Regions from separate parts of the Homo sapiens genome. Here region 2 is linked to region 1. A link is an interaction called in ENCODE POLR2A ChIA-PET data of the cell type or tissue named here. Cell type or tissue: PC-9. All regions are shown on one strand. Each heading gives the region's core, and the rest is flanking DNA. Links, peaks and the distances in the headings are about the cores only.

Evidence for each region. Peaks named below come from ENCODE experiments on the same cell type or tissue, not always from the same donor. Only the 100,000 strongest peaks of a DNase experiment are listed, where the experiment ranks them.
Region 2: POLR2A ChIA-PET joins it to region 1 with 15 read pairs; 1 of 35 experiments calls an interaction of 5 or more read pairs at or near these places.

What each region holds. Positions count from the first base shown.
Region 1 is chr11:103,987,564-103,993,819 of GRCh38, reverse strand. All of the region lies in intron 3 of PDGFD (platelet derived growth factor D), which reads left to right. Among named protein-coding and RNA genes, the nearest start is that of DDI1, 46 kb to the left of the region's middle. In PC-9, for the core only: no CTCF peak of the experiment used is centred there; a DNase peak (open chromatin) is centred at 5,039.
Region 2 is chr11:104,620,639-104,626,894 of GRCh38, reverse strand. No RefSeq gene overlaps it. Among named protein-coding and RNA genes, the nearest start is that of LINC02552, 14 kb to the right of the region's middle. In PC-9, for the core only: no CTCF peak of the experiment used is centred there; a DNase peak (open chromatin) is centred at 3,174.

The DNA of each region.
Region 1 (6,256 bases), core at 1,202-5,201:
AAATATGGCCCACTAAAGCCAAAGTATTTTGACAAACAAATTTTAAGAGATAGAATGAGCTTAACCTCCAGGTATGTAGAGACTCTAGATCATGTGGCTTTTTGACAAAACTCTTCTGTTTGATTCTTGGCTCAGCAGGGATAGATCACATATGGTTTGACCACTGTACTGGGAAGATCACTTTATTCATGTTTAAATTTTACTTGGAGAGGCTTTAAAGCAGGGTTTATAAACTTAAGAGACCAGGCTTGAAACTGGAAGTAGGCCAGGTGTAAATTAATAGGGAGATAGTGGGATTAAAAATGGCAATCCCTCTTCAAGTGTGTTTAAATAATAAATTTTAGAATGCTAAACACATTTAGGAGCTAGAGTCAGCTGTTTTGCAACCCCTACTTTAAGGAATACTAGATGCAAGAAAAATATGAGCCTTAAGATTAGTTCGTGGCCGAGTGTGGTGGCTAAGGCCTATAATCCCAGCATTTTGGGAGGCCGAGGCAGGAGGACCCCTTGAGCCCAGAAGTTTAAGTCCAGCCTGGGCAACATAGTGGGACCCTGTCTCTACAAAAAGTGAAAAACAAAACAAAACAAAACAGGCATGATGGCACATGCCTGTAACCTCACCTACTCCAGAGGCTGAAGCTGGAGGACTGTGTGAGCCCAGAAGGTCAAGGCTGCAGTGAGCAGTGATGCCACCACTGCACTCCTGCCTGTGTCAGAGTGAGACCCTGTCTAAAAACAAACAAACAAACAAACAAACAAACAAAAACAGCACACGAGAAGTCAAGGTGCTCTTGGAAAATGAAGAGTAGCTGTTAGGATAGATCATAGGTCAAGTTCACCTCCCTTCTCATATCTACCTCTCTACCTGCATACCTCCCATGGAACATCTCTGCTCTTCCTGCCTCAGTGACTCTCCAGGTGTACCTGGACATTTCCTAAAGCTACAAGTAGTAGGTATCCAGGACTGCAAGAGCCTATTACACTGGAATCACATCTACATGGTTCATGCTCATAATGTTTTTGGAAAAGTGCAATGTACATTTTTAGTCGGTTTTTTACTCTAGCAAACTGTGGAGACTAATGGATAACATCAAGATAACTTATTTTTGGTTGGGATTGATGCTTATATCACAGTTTTTGATGTGTGGAATTCAACCTTCTACCTTCTTTTAGCACCTGTCACAGTGCCCACCCAGGGCATGGCAGCATAGCCATATGGGACCAGTGCCTTACCATAAAGCATACCTTAGATTGAAGGCAGGATTCACCCATTAGGAATGGTGCAATATTAAACAGCTTTCTTATCCTTTGCTTTTACATCTTTTAAATGGGAGTAATAATTGGAATTGGTATAAAATTTTAAAATGATAATTACTTAGCACAATGCATAGGATGTATTAAGTGTTCAATAAATGATGACAATAATTCTACCTTTTACCATCACAAATTATGTATATATCTGTCTCCTCCAGATACACGCTTATCTGCTTGTTGAAGTTGGGATGTGTATCTCATTCCTATGCATAATTCTATACAGTGCCTTATACATGGCTAGACCGTGTGTTTGTTGAAATGACCCTTTCTTGGGAAAATATGATTCATAAAATTTGCCTCATTTCATTTTATTGCTCTCCTGTTCAGCCTTCTTTTCTGATTCTACCCCATTAAAGATAACAGATACCTTCAGAAAGCATAATTAAGCAGAATGGATAATGTTGTCAAATATTTGGTAGCGAGATATGATTATCTAAATAAATTAGGATCTCCTGCCACAAATCTACTTTGCTGGAGAACAAATGAATGGTTGGATGGTTAGGAATCTTTCTGAGAAGACTACTGAGTAGATTATTGGAAAGGTATTCAATTACAAGGCTCCCCCCGGTAGATGGTGTACAGAGAACTGAACAAACAAGGGTATGAATTTCAGCTCTGCTGCATACTGACTAATGGCTCAGTTTCATCGTCTGTAAAATGGTGATAATACTGCATGACATTAGGTTGTTTTGAGGATTAAATTAGATAACTTTTATAAACCACTTTGCCTGGAACTTATTAATTACTCAACTGTCTGAGGCTATTATTGTTATTATTATCACTGGCCATATTATTAATATATCAGGTAACAGACAATCCTGTATAAATAGCCCACTTGCGTGTGTGTCTGTGTTAATGTGAGGTACATTTTTTAAAATTCAAAAATAAAAAGTCAAGTCATTTGAAAGCTTGGAAAGCTACTCAAAAACTTTCTTCTTTTATTAATAAAATCTACTTTATTTTATACATTGAAATTTGCTAATACCCATTATAACACTTTCTAAAATAAAAAACCTATTTTGTCATATCAGTTGCTTAGCTGTGTATATCTCTGTAGTTAATTAAAGTGATGCCGTTATTTCCATTGGGAATAAAACTCAAATGAAGAATGGTTTTACATAAAAATGATTATTTAAAATAGAAAAAGAAGAAAAGGAAGAAGATGGAGAAGGGAGGAGGAGAAGGAAGAGAGGAGGAGAACAGCCCAGGGGTTGAAAAAGATAAGATTATCAATTATAATAACTTTTGCAGACTCTAATTATGCTCACCTAAAATTTACCAGTTGGTAAAACAAAAGCAATATTATCAACAGCAAAATAAAGGTGAGCATCATCCTCCTAAGCTGAATTTTTTTTTTTTTCTTTTTTGAGTTGGAGTCTCTTTCTGTCGCCTAGGCTGGAGTGCAGTGGTGCAATCTCGGCTCACTGCAAGCTCCGTCTCCTGGGTTCCTGCCATTCTCCTGCCTCAGCCTCCTGAGTAGCTGGGACTACAGGCACCCGCCACCATGCTCGGCTAATTTTTTGTATTTTTAGTAGAGACGGGGTTTCACCATGTTAGCCAGGATGGTCTCGACCTCCTGACCTCTTGATCCGCCCGCCTCAGCCTCCCAAAGTGCTAGGATTACAGGTGTGAACCACCGCGCCTGGCCCTAAGCTGAATTCTTAAACAAAGCTAGAGAGTAAAGGACCATTGACCTTCGGAATTGACTATTCGGAACACCCATGGTATTTTAGGCACTTCAGCCAGGACTATATATATATAGCCAAGGACTGTCAGAGTGAGGACAGTAATCCCTACAGCAGATTCTGTTTACCTCAGTTTCTTTCCCTCAAATATATCCCACTGGAGATTTCAGAGCTGCAAGAGCTGCAATATAGTTTCATAAATGCCTACTGTAAGCCAGACAAGGCATGTCCAGTGCCCTGGAGATACAGCAGTGAGGAAGACAGGCAGAACCTCTGCTGTCAGGAATACTCATAGCAGTGGGAGGAAATAGATCATAAGCATGTAAGCAGCGAAGTACATGCATACATAGAAACATTCAAACCTCAATAAAGGCAGATAAAAGAAAATAGTGTGTTGGAGAGTGACTAGTATGGAGCCCATTCCAGCTAGGGAGTCAAGGATGATCTGTGGATGTAAAATTTCAATGGAGACCTGAAATATTAGGAAGCAATGACGCAAAGCTATGGAAGAAGAGTGCACTAAGCAAAAGGAGAGCAATTGCTAAGACCCTAAAATAGAAAAGAGAAGGCACCTTTCCCTTGGAGTGATGATTTTCTTGGTGCCTTAGCATTCAGGCTGCTGAAAGGAAGCAAAGACAAGAGAGGGAAGCAACCCAGTAGGTCACTCCTCTCTCAGTCAAAGATGAGGAAGGTTTCTTATCTTTATCTCAGACCATCCTACTGAGGATATCTCTCAAGTCTTTCAGCACTTAGATGGGATAAGGTAGCTAAAACCAGAGGGTTAGCTAAGGTGAGATGCTACAAAAGTATCAATAAGACACTAAACAAAGATAATCCAAAGGGTTAGATACTATTATTTATCTTTTTATTATTATTATTCTATAGTATATTAATCATTATTATCATCATCAGAACTGTCCTACCAAATTATAATTTCTATGGGGAAGGAAACTTGTATGTTTTATCATAGTGCATGGCACATAAAAGGTGCTCAATAAAAAGTCTGTTCAAAAATGCATTGAAACACATGCATGACTAGAAAGAGCCAAACAATATTATAATGGGACTTCATTTCACCTCACTTTCTGTGTCCTCCCATTCCTTCTTGCCTACCTGTTCCTCTTCTGCTTCCCAACCCTGAAGAGCCCAATTTTCCCTTTATTCCCCTCACCCATTACCATTTGCTTATGGACCCAGCCATATCCTTTGTCAAATTTTCCTTTGCTTCAGGATTATATTAAATTTCATTCTTCACTGTCCCATGAACTCTATTAAAGTTTTCATTATGTACTGCAATTAGGATCTGTCTGTCTGGACACAAAGCAAGCCAGGGATGTGGTCAGGAGGATAGCAGAGCAAGAGGGACAAATGTATGTACCAGAACCCCTGGGTGAATGCTGCTGTCCTGGGCTGGAAAGCCTAGGCCGCAGAGAAAATGAAGGCACTTCCATGGATACTGGTTGAAGCACACATTCTTTAAGAACAGATTCTTGCTGTTGCAGGATATTATAGGCAGGGTTATATAGGTGTTCTTATTCACTATTTCACAAATATTCTAAAATTTCACCAATTACAGAGATCATTTTGATGAACTAGTGTTCTCTTTGGGAAGGTTATGTTAATCAAATTGTATTCCTAAAACCTAAATACAGTACATATGAGAACTTTGATAGAGTTCATAGGACAGGGAAGAATATGATAAAACAGACAAGGTTCCTGCCCTTATAGAAATTATAATTTGGTGGGACAGTCCTGATGATGATAATAATATGTTAAATATACTAAAATAATAATAATAAGATGAATAATAGTATCTAACCTTTTTTGATTACTTTGAGGATTTCACATATGAGGCATTGTATGTGAAGTATTTAATACAATGCCTGACATGTCGTAAATATTCCGTTACTACTAAGTCTTGCATGAATGCATCTCCATGAAGCATGGATTAGGGAAAATATAGAATTTAAAGCTGCATTATCTTAGAGATCTAATGCTTATGCTAATCCTGTTATTTTACAAGTGATTCAATAAACACAGGTTAGGTAACTTTACAAATGAGTCAGTGAAAACACAGAGGTTAGGAGCATGCCTGTGGTCACAGAGCTCATACATATGTGCTGCTATCCCTGAGATATGAAAGCTGTGGACCCACTCCACAGAAAAGTAAATATATCCGAAGTTGTGCGTAAAGTTGCAGGGAGGCCCCTGAATCTCATCCATAACATCCTCTGTATCCACGGGCGCGGTTAAGTACCCCACACTTGCTGCCTTTGTGTGTTATCTGACTTTGAGAATGTTTTGCATGTTGACTAGTCCTGACACAAGCAGTGTTTGAAATAATACTTTACTGCTGTAATTTTCTTCATAAACCCTGGTTGCTGATCATATGAGCAGATGACTCCCCGATGTGCTGAGTAAACACATTTCCAGCTTGAGAGGGATGCTGTGTAATGACACTTGGAAAGTTCAGTATCCTGTTTATCTAGTATCTAATTATATGGGCATGCAACAAGTAAACTTTTATCCTTGAAAACCAGAAAAAATGTAGTGATTTTTAGATAAATGTGCCTCTTTATATGCATATAACCTTTCCTGTATATCTGTGGTCTTTGGTGTACTAATATTTTGATAGATTAAGAAAATGAGGAAAACGAAGTAGGAAAAAGCTATTCAAGCTATTTTAGAAAATGGCTTGCATATTTAAGATATGTCAAAAACAAAGCAGTGTTACTTAGTGATGAAGTGAAACCTTGGTATTAAAAAAATGTCTCCACCTATCGTTCACTTATAAATTCAACAAATATGTCTGAAGACTTACTGTGGATAATAAGAAAATGATAGTCCTGAGGGAGAGAAAGGTACACAATTATAAGGCAGGGAGAATTGCAGTGATAAAATGTGCATGGAGTATTTGGGGCACACAAGAAAGACAGGCATTTAACCTCACAAAGGAGCGAATTGCTGGGCTGTGTCAGGGAGGCAACAGCATCCCGGGAAGAGGGCGTTGCCTGCATAAAGGCCTGAAAAAGCAGGCATTTCAGAGTATCCTGATGAGTTAATTCAGAGTGTTGCAGGTTAATGGTGCTAATCACTTACTAGCCTTTCTTTATTTTAGCTACTAGGCAAAAGATACAAGAAGCCAAAAGGACTCAAAAGTAGCAGTTTCATTAATGTGAGTCCAAGAAATACTAAAGCTTAAGTCTTTCTAGTAAAACTAGAATGGAGAACTTGGGTGGAATGAAAAGCCACAGGGT
Region 2 (6,256 bases), core at 758-4,757, 630 kb before region 1:
AAAGAGAACTTTTCTATGCTGCTGGTGATGGTTTCGATAGCTAATGTTTATTGTATACTTAATGTGTTGCAGACACTCTTCTAACTACTGTATATAAATATTTAGTCTCTACTGCAACCCAGGAAAATGGATAATATTGTTGTGTTTATTTGATGAATTAGAAAACTAGGTAGCCGAGGAATATTTTGCCAAGGTCATACAGCTGGTTGCCAGGGAATCTGACTCCAGAATCCATGTCCAGAAACAACCTACTGCAAGCCCTGAGAACATAAAATGGTACTATTACTTTGGAAAGCAGAATGGAAAACTACAGTAAAAGGGAAGAGGTATACACCTGAAAACCACACATTTCCACTTTTGGATATCATTCCTATTCTACATAGAGTCAGAGAGGCGAATACAAAAAGAATCCTTGCAATATTATTTATATTAATAGTAGACACACATAGTATTTATTTTGCCTAAGAACAATTGTTATATTTATTGGCCATATTATTCTCTACAACAATCCCTATAAGGGAGTTTCTATTAATATCTCCACTTTAAAAATGAAGAGGCACAAAGATTTATGTTTATAATAGCAAGATAGTTGAAACTACCTCAATGCTCATTAATAAGAAAGCAGAGTTTTAAAGCCTAATATATATATGTAAGGAAAGCTTTAATCCGCCATACAATGAATAGTCTATACCTAAATGTAAAAATCTAAAAATATAAACTTTCTAAAGCTTATTGATTCTAATATATTTTAAAAGCATGAAAACTTAAGATAAATATTTTACATGTACTTAGAAGATTCCCTTTAAGTTGAGAGGGAAAAAAATGGAGTGGAAATTGTTCACTAATGACTGCCAGTATCTATATTGATTCAAGTTTTAAACAATATAAGCTCTAAAGTTAATATGGACAAATATTAAATTTTTTTAAAGCTGAGTGGTGAGTATACTACTGTTTGTTATATAATTTTCTATATTTTACATATGATTATTATATTTTATACTAAAATGTGTGACAGTAAATTGAAATTGTTTTCGTCATGTATTAATCAACCTGACATTAACTTTATTAATTTCATTAATACTGACTTGCACAATTAGACAAGTTATCATGAAAAAATAGCTAATAATATTTATCATTTATTGGAAGTGTATTTTCTGAAGCCCTACAAGTTTTTATATTCTTTATTCATTTAACTATTTTTAAAATTGCTTTAAATAGATGTAAATGTTGCTGAAATTGCTTGCTAAAGACAAAACTATTAATGGATTGAGCTGGGACTAATACAAAAGTTAGTCTGTTACCTACTTCCATGGAGCTGTGCTACATCTGTAAGGACGTAGTTACCAGTACTAACTACAGAGCTCCCAGAGTCATTAAAAGGAGATGTGTCTGGCCTCAGTAACCTTCTTGTCTGGACATAAGCCCAATGCAACTAACTGAATCATCTGGATATGGGTCCAATGCCAAAAACTCTTTAATCACATAGTCCCCACGATTATTGTATCTTCACCTCTCTTTGTGAGATCTGGATTATGCCTAGAGGTTTAGAGTTGGCAGAAAGACAATGTGCACTGGAAATAGAAAAAGTTCAGGGTAGTTAATGAGAAGAAAGGAGTTCATATGAGTCAGTTTCAGCAGAACAAATTTCTGAAACAGTCCTTAAAAGTATGTAGAATTGTTGTAACAAACGACATCACCTATGAATAATATGTTACTTTTAATTATATTAAAGTTTATTTCAGCTTAGATAGTTGTTTTTTTATTCTGAATAGAATTACTCCTAATATTAATAAATTCAAAATCTCAATATTTTTCTTTTAATTCATTTTTACCAATACGAAGCTATAGCTTTTAAAACTGTTGCTAATAAATGATGTTTTACATATTATGTTCATAATTCTGATGACATTGAGAATGAAAAATCTAGTCCTACAATTCAACATCCAGTGTTCCACAAAACACAAGGAATGTGATAGGACTTTCACAGTGGCTTCATATTGCCGATTACATCTACATATTGACTTCAACAAACTGAGACCTTTAATTCTTACCTTCCTCTATGTTGAACATTTTCAAAAAATTATAAAGCCACCATTGTGATTAAATTTAACTTTGTGTCATGTTTAGTTTCTTTAACTCATCTGTCATCAATTTTCTCATAGACAAAATATAGTGTAGAATATCTTCAAAGCTAATTTAATATATAAATTTGTACCTTTTTAAAATTATATGTGATAATATAATATATATTTGCAATCCTTACATATACAACATTCCCATAAATTTTTTCTCATAATTTTCACTCCAAATCAATATCCTGATAACTATATTACTGTCCTTTGTTCTTGTGGTCTATTGATGTGTAACAAAAAGGGGTTTATAAGGAAAAAGGAACTTATATTTTGCATGTACAGATTAGTCAAATGAAGGATCAGAGAACATCTTTAGAAAAAAAAGATATGAAAGTTGTAGAAATTATCAAGGCAGGTTAGAAAATGGAAAGGCTGGAGCAACTAGAGATAAACATTGCTCATTTCATAAGTTTGCCTATATGCCTACATATCACTCATGGAAATTGAGCTCCTATAAATGAATCTACCAGTTATTTCTGAATTAACATATTAGAACCCAACACTAATTTCACTTTGAATCAGCTATACCCTAGAGTTGAAACCTGCTAGATCTAAAGTCCTTTCAAATGCTAAGAGAAATGCATCATTAAAAGGCTGTGGGAAAAAGAGATCAGCTTAGCTGTCATTTCCTGTGGCATTAACTTGGAAAACAGCTCATTTCCATATACCTTTTCAGGCCCTGTAGATATTTTAGATACTTAATTTTAATGCATGCTAAATCATTGCACCCTGCAATAAAATTTTCTCATTTTACATCGGCAAAGACTTTAAAAGAAAAAAAAAAACAGAGCATCAAACTGGCATTTTTCCCCCAGGAAAATATTTAAATTCAGTTTTCAATTAGGCAGATAATTGTACATTTGAATGAGGGAACGCTTTATCAGTAAACTTCTTTTAGACTGAGGCTGGATGGGCTCTGTGTATACCTATCCCACTACATCTCATTTTGTCTCTCTGGCACTGATGATAATGTAGTAAAGAACATGAACTGTTTACCTTCAGCTCAAATAATGAGTCAATGGGTCTGCCAGATGAATACCAATAGCATTATTCATTATCTTGTGACAGTTACATTTTTGAAATATCTCATAGCTTTGTTGGTCTATATCTACTAATTCTTCAAGGGCAATTTCCCAACCTTCAAGAAAGAGTGCACAGAGCAACACTGATTCTGGAAAAATAAGACAGATGTTATTTGCATAATTTAGCCATGAATTTCTGAGTACCTACTGGTTACTCAGATTTTTCCTAAGGGATATGTAAATTATATTTATCATACTCAAGAGTAGTCCTTTCTCTTTTGATTTGATAAGGGGAAGCAGACTCTGCCTCCCATAGGGAAGAGTAGCTTCTTTTAAGGAGCACTGCCATTTTCTCCCATATGGGTTCTCTTATTTTATCAGGTAGATTTGGTGAAGCAATGGTGGAGTATACATTCTATGATGGTACTTTTCAATTATCCCTATGGAAGATGGCTAGTCCAATAGTTGGATCTCTGAATTTAAAATATGAGGTACTTAGGAATTTCTATTCTTAGCTTTGGGTCTTAGCATCAATTGTAAAACAACAGAAAAATCTCACTCAGGACACAATATCTATTTACATGAGAATGAGTAAAGATATAGGTATGGAGAAGGAAGGAAGAGAAATCAAAAGAATTGGTATTTGATAGTTCTCGTGTCTGTGGGAAATAAAGATAAAGTTACACTGGGGAGAAGATAGCTGGTTTGACCTCCGAAATCATTGTTTGTATAACTATTGGGAAATGGAAAATGAATGACATGAAAAATTAATACTATGCACTTTAAAGATTTATCTGAGTTGGGAACTTATACTCAAGTGAATCAAATCAGTATATTTATATAATTTTCTTAAACAGCATTTGTTTATTGTACAGGCTTGATTCTTAATTGAAGAGCTGCATAAAAGCTATAGCTGAAGTCCATGGGGACCACGGGAATTGAAGAAACTTGGAGAGTATGTTTTAAATAATTTATCTCTTAGTTAATCTCCTTGAAGCAGGGTATTAGAAAACAAAATTTTGAAAACTAGTTGTTTTGAGAAACTGAACAGATCTCACAGTCAAGGAAAGATTTGTGTGTTAATCCAATGCCATTCAAATTGAAAGAGAAGAGCCGTAGTTGTGAGATAAGCATATGCAGAATTATGAAAAGGGAGTCAAAACCAAGACAAATAGGCTAGCAAATAATAGGGACTAAACGTAGGAAAGTTAGCTTTACTTCTCAGAAGCTACACAATGGTTTCATGAACTGTGTTCAGAAATAGGGAAGGATAAAAAAAAAAAACTGGCTAAAAAAATGGTGTATTGTTCACTATTAGAAATGTTGCCTTTGAGTCATCATGGATCTCCAGGTAGATATGTTCAATGGATATAGGAGTTGTAAGGTTAGGGAAAGATCAGGGTAAAATGTGATAATCTAAGTATTATAAACCAAACGTTTGTGTCCACCCAAAATTCATTTGTTGAAATTCTAATTCCCAAATATAATTATATCAGAAGGCGAGGTATTGGGAAATAATTAGGTAATGAGGGTGGAGCACTCATGAATGAAATTAGGGCCCTTACAAAAGAGACCCTAAGAACTCTTTTACTCTTTTTCTACCATGTGAGGATAAAAGTAGAAGTTGGCGGTCTACAATCCAGAAGAGAGTCCTCATCAGAACTTAACCATGCTGGCACCCGGATTTCAGACTTCCAGTCTCTAGAATTAGGAGAAATAAATTTCTGTTGTGTCTAAGCCACTCAAACCAAGGTACTTTGTTTTAGCAGCCCAAACTGACCAAGACACTGTGCATGTAGACAACAGTTAAACACGTGTGAATAGAGAGATTTTTCAAAGAGAACAAATAAGATGATCAGTGGGTGTGTGAAAGGTGGAATGGCGACTCATAAGGAGGTATAAAGGGGTGGAGGAGGAATAGGAGACCTGGTGGAGACTTGGAAAGGAAGAGTCGAAGAGAAAACAGGAGAATTAAGAGAATGAAGGTACAGATTGGTAATCACATCTAGAACCATTGTGGCATTTTTGAGAATAATTGTATGAGCAGTTTGATTCTAATTCAAATATTTAGCTTAATGTCTCCAGTAAAATTTTCAATTTTACAAATTAACTTTTTCTCTTGTTATATAAATCTTACAAGTAATCATAATTAATGACCAAATATTTAAAATTTTAAAGAAGTATGAACTATACTAGTTTTGTCAATCTAGAATGATCTTATTCAAAGTATTTTAAAAATTAATCATTTTGAATCTAAAATTAGAGATCTAGAGAAAGAGTGAGATAAACATAAAACAGAGAAATTATTCATGGTATAAACAATTTTTTTGACTACTATTGTGGGAACTAATTCCTTTTTCCAAATGAATGTTTGCCTCCAGGCAAGGTAAATAATTTGGAAAGGCAAAAATTCTTTTGTGACTCCATTTATAACCCACATAAAACACATTCTTCTAAAGGTTATATTTTATCTCAGTGACCTACTATCACTTTATAATATATTAAAATATTCTGGTCCTGCCTTTCCTGGTATCACTGTGCTCACTGTTTCCTGGTTCTGCACCTCACACTGATTCCCATGTGATTCCCATCCCTCTGAGACCTGGTGACTTCCTGTATTGGAGTGAATACAAAAACAAAGCAGTTTTGGTCTCTCTGCAGTTTTTCAGGTTCAGACTTTAAAGTGCTCTCTTCATGAGCTATATTTCTATCATTCTAGCTATTTGTTTGGATTTTCTTCTGGCCACGCAGATGTCTGTGATAACAGTACTTACCAATATTAACTCTCCTTCAGTATGTCCTCTGCCCAAATCCCTGCCACAGTTGTGTGAAACTGGCTTGTCCCTCTCCTCTGAGATAGCAGAATTGGGGTTATTTAGACTGTTCTGACCCTTGGAATAGGGAGGAGTAAAGAGATTTACTCTAAGATTAAGTATGGCCTTTAAAAAAATCTTTCTTCAAAGCATTAAGAAAATCCTCTCTGGCTATATTTTGTGTTGAGCTAAAAATTGCCTTAGTAATAAAATCAGCTCACTTAATTCTCCAGATCTTCATGAAGTAGTGCTTTCACTCTTATTATTCCCATTTTAGATGTAGGGACTG